Regions from separate parts of the Homo sapiens genome. Here region 2 is linked to region 1. The links are chromatin loops, found by intact Hi-C in ENCODE. Cell type or tissue: A673. All regions are shown on one strand.

The links. A loop is a pair of places that touch in the nucleus more often than their neighbours do. Peaks named below come from ENCODE experiments on the same cell type or tissue, not always from the same donor. Only the 100,000 strongest peaks of a DNase experiment are listed, where the experiment ranks them.
Region 2: it touches region 1 in a loop (9-fold over the local background); 1 of 110 quality-filtered maps calls a loop at or near these places.

What each region holds. Positions count from the first base shown.
Region 1 is chr6:81,681,425-81,683,924 of GRCh38, forward strand. No RefSeq gene overlaps it. Among named protein-coding and RNA genes, the nearest start is that of TENT5A, 70 kb to the right of the region's middle. In A673, a CTCF peak has its summit at 1,009; DNase peaks (open chromatin) are centred at 1,167, 1,177 and 1,757; H3K27ac peaks cover 2,375 bases.
Region 2 is chr6:81,791,839-81,794,338 of GRCh38, forward strand. No RefSeq gene overlaps it. Among named protein-coding and RNA genes, the nearest start is that of LINC01526, 21 kb to the right of the region's middle. In A673, no CTCF peak of the experiment used is centred here; DNase peaks (open chromatin) are centred at 1,193 and 2,163; H3K4me3 peaks cover 367 bases; H3K27ac peaks cover 429 bases.

The DNA.
Region 1 (2,500 bases):
TTAAATAAAAATCAAATAACATCTTCTCCTACTGTTGCTAGACCACCAAGGTTGATAAGGCTAAAGTCTGTGGGACGAATGTACTATAAAGAATCTTCATGAAGAATCTTCCAGGTTATATGCTACAAAAGCCTTTTGAATAAAAGAAGATTTGTACGAGTCTGAATCAAACGCAAAACAATAGCTGAAATATGAGACATTTTTATTAGTTTTCCTAAATCATTTCAGCACTTAGCGCAGAGCCTAAAATATATGCAGCATTTAATATTAGTTTAGTTGATTTGAAATTTATCTGGTAACCAGCATCCAATCAGTTATTAAATTTATTCACCTGAAAGATTGACATTTATTTTCCCATTGAAGAGAAATAACAGAAAAGTCACTAAAATATTTAAACACAGATTTGTTGAACCATTCACACATATAAGGTGGACTACACAAGTCATGCTAGCATCTAATTCTAGTAGGAAGTAAGAATTTCATGGAGTCTACATGTGGATTGTGAACAAAGCATTTGAGAAACTTTAGTGGCTTACAGGTTAGTCTAGTGACCCAAAATTGGTGCAGATGATAAAGATTTCAAAATTGAGGGGCACTTTACATGTGTCATTTTGAATCTAAACATGAAAATTGAGTCTAACATGTCAATTTGATCTAAACATGAAGTATTGAGTGTTGGTCAATATTCCACACTGATTCTCCAAGACCATTCTGGGGGAAGAACTTTATACTAATGTAGACTCTTTTTTTTCAACCAAACTAGCTTGAAGTGTTTCTAATTTCAGCATTTTTTTTTCTGAAAACAGGTCTAAATTTATTCCCTTAAGATTGGAATCTTACCATGTGTCTCATTAATTCCAGGAAAATGCTCATGTTCACACTGAATGAATAGAGTAGAATATTCTGGATGTGTCCAGCTAGACAGAGTTTGCCAGGCTTATCACTTCTTAAAATGGCACTCTGTTTTCATGTCTGGGAGTCATTCCTGCTGATTAACTGGGGAGGCAGTATATCTTTGCTTGCATTTCCAATTGTAATTACATGGCAAACAAAAATAGATTCTGGTTAGTCTGTCTTACACATTTGCTTTTGCCAAAAGGTTTTCCTCTGGTATGGTGCTGAAGTCAGTACTCCTCTTGTACTCTCAACTTCTGTTTGGAGTGGCCCACTCACATGCAGTATTGTTGAGAAGTATTAAATTTGTTAAAGATGTCAACAAAAAAATGAAAAGAAGAATTTATACAGCACATTTCATGGCAAACAACCTTAAATCCCCCTTTTCTCCAAAGACTCCACTACTTTAACAGCAGTTATACTCAACCTGTCTGTCTGCCCTCTCCTCAACTTTGTCAAAACAAACTCTGCCCCTAAACTCATATTTCACTCATTTCCATGTAGAGGGAGGGAAGGAAGGAAGGAAGGAAGGAAGGAAGGAAGGAAGGAAGGAAGGAAGGAAGGAAGGGAGGGAGGGAGGGAGGGAGGGAGGGAGGGAGGGAGGGAGGGGAGGGGAAGGGAGGGGGAAGGGGGGGAAAGACAGAGGGAGAGAAGAAGGGAAGAAAGAAATTTTGTAAACGGCAACACAATTTATTGGAAGATAGCAGAAGAAGTTACTCTGTTAACACTCAACCATAACAACCCTAGTTTCATTCAGGCATCCCCTTAGTGTGGTACCGGTAAGCATATCAAAATAGTTATTCCCAACATAACAGGACTTTCTCCAAGAGGTACTATTTTGCAGCAGTACAGATGCTTTCCATATTGTTTCTGTAAGAAACAGGCAACTGGAACAGCATGATTTCTGCATGGTAACAGATCTAGAAGCCTGTGCCTTTAAGTTCCAGAGAGCAGATGGACAGTGAAGTCAAAGTTTGAGGATATTTCCCCACGCAAATAAAGGAGTGGACCTATAGGGCTCAACTTTCCCAAAGTCATCTGGGTCCAAACCTCATTAGAGTCCCAATGCAGAGGGAGAAATCTTGACTCGCTGGCAAATAGCTATTAATATAATCTCAACTGGTATCAAATAAGCACTTAAGGGTTTTAATCTAAGGTTGGCTGGTAATGGGGCGATGTGGATTTAGGAGAATTATAATTATAGATGCCAGGAGTGATGTACTTTTATTTATTTTGCATTCTAATAGTGATCTGATCTTTTGGTGTTTGAAAGCTGCATTTTTAATGTGATTAACTCAAAATAATGATTATTTCAGTGAAGAATTTATATTGAAATCCTATTTAATCCCTGCCTGTTTATTGCTAAACCAACATGGAAAAGTATGATATTCATTGACAATTTGGAAATATATCTCCTGTAAAAAAGTCTTCTATATTAGGAAGTTTAGTTGGATTTAATGACCAGAATGTTATCACAAAAAGTGAATATATTTGGCCTCAGGCAAGAGAATAGGCAAAGTTCTGCACATGCAAAAATTATGCAATGTAACTATACACAATTTTACACCAATACATTTTAGAAATATTTTCAAAGTTCATAAAAAAC
Region 2 (2,500 bases), 110 kb after region 1:
CCCCCTTCACGCCCCCAAGTTAACAAAAGTCATCATATTGGTGTGGGGCTATCAGCTGTGGCTGCCAGACTGTCCCAAACAACCCATCACCCATGTGAATAACACTTCCTGCCACTGTGCAGTGGGAGGACCCACATCAGAGGGTATTGTTCCAGGGTCATTGCTATGCATCACAGTGATTATGGAAAAAATAAATAACAGAGAAAGAGAGAGAGAGTGTGTGTATTTGTGTGACTGTGTGTTTGTGTGTGTTGTGCATTTACATAGAGTATCATACTGGATGCATCACTTTATATAGTTATTTTTTCTCTAACATCATGTCTTGGAGACCTTTCCACTTGTGGATCTACCTTCCTCTTTACAAATGATGCATGGTTTTCCATTGTATGAATATCTCAGAATTGGTTTTGCCAGTCTCTTAATGATGGGCATGTAGGTCATTTCTGAATTTTCACTATTATTAACAATACATCAGTGAACACTTTGGTACATGCCCCCTTGGGTTCAAGTACACTTTCTAAGATGGATAAGTGAGAATCACTGGCTTTCTCATGAATTTTGTATCCCTCGCTCACTGTCCAGCACAGTATCTGGCTTTCAATAAGCCTTCAGGAGATATTTTTTAGATGAATTTGAATAATTAAAGCTCACCTTGTCCATTCTAGTTCTTGTTTCTCAAACAGAAATCCCATCCAGAGACAATGTGAGCTGAGATTAATATTGCCTATGCTGAGAACAGAGGCACCTCCTAAGTTCTAAAGAAGGCTGGGAAGTCTTTCTACAGACACAATCATATCCAATAGTAATCACAAGTTTTAAAAGACCTCCTTGAAACAGGCAGAAAACAAAATTCAAATTAGACCCAAAGAGGTACAGCTTCTATAGAAGAAATTACAGCCATTTTTTTACAGCAACCAAATTTATCAACGTCTCTTTTTCTGCAGCCCAAATCCCTCCCATTTACAGATGAGAAAATTATTGTACTCATCATAAACATTAAAGGATATTTATGCAGTGTTCATCTGCTCTACAATTTCCATACACTTTATACGTCTTCATTCACTTGCAGCAGAGGCACATTAATAGCAAATGCTGAATGATAAATTATTTCTCATGGGAAAGATAGTTAATTTCACTGACCCCCATGTGTCACAATTCAATGCATCACCCTGGTTGAGGAAGCAGACCTGTGGAGAGGAAACCACAAAAAGACAAATCAATGCAAAGCTCTGTGATCCAAGGCTAAGGTCATTTTTAATGGAATAAAAGGCACTCCAGGGCTTTAGTTATTATACCACAATCACATGCCACTGTACCCTCAACTATAATTAGAGTGCAATAATACAAATCCTGGGATGTTTTCTTTAATTGGCACTGAAAGCTGAGGGAGGGATGAAAAACAACTATTTGTCAGGTACTAAGATTTAAAAAGAATAAATTGCAACATTGATTAAATAAAACTATTCATTTTGTGTTTTTTATTACAATTTCTAATTTTACTTTTCTTGTCCCTACCTAAGCTATTCACCAGATATAAAACATCCTTCCCCTAAACAATGTTGAAATTAATGACCCCATTACTGTGGGGTTGCAGATAGCAACAATGAGGCTATCCCTATTTTAGAGGTTATGTAGTTTGGCTGCGAGCTTCTTGTTGTTAGGGATCAATCACATCATGCATTGCTTGGGTGGGGGAGCAGTAGAGGCAATGTTGGAGGGAATTGGGTGGCTTACTAAGGTGTGACCTTTACTGGGAGCACGTGAAAACAACGTATGCAAAAAGTTATCCTCCTACTTCAGCCCTGGTGGTTTCCTAGTTCTGTTACCAGCTACCTCCTTCAAAAAACATGTTTTCTTAACATGACTTGAGCTAAATTTACTTTCCTGGTACCCTAAAGTCCCCAACTTGAAAAGTAGTCAAGTGTCAAGATTTATGATAATTTATCATAAGAAATAACCAAGTACTTTCCTGGAGCGTGAGGTTCTCTTCATGAGTACAACTTTTGTACGTTAGCATGGAACTGTATTCATCTTTTATTTCAAGTTATTTGTTTCTGTCCATATTTCTTTAGCTAAGTGTAATTGAAGTTAGAAGACAGAATTTCATCCACAGGAAGATAATCCTCATGAGTAATCTTACCCCACTTGGCTTCTGTTTGGTAAGCAAGGCTACTCCTGACACATGTGGCAGTCTGAAAAGTTCTTATTGAGCCAGACTGTAGAGTTCTTGGAAATCGCATACCATCTTCATGGGAATTATGATTCTACTCAGGCTGGGAGGAGTACATTAACTGAAGCATTTGGGAATATGTTAAATTCAATCCTTTCCAAGTCATAATTGTTTTTTGAAGGAGAGAAGGAAAAAAGGCTAAACTTAATTCAGGTTAAAGGGAAGTAGAGAAAAGAGGATGTGAAAGAAATTATTATTAAGAAAAAAAAGTGTGTGGAAATGGATGTGAGTTAAATGTTCCCTCTTTGGAGGAAAATGTGGAAACGGGGG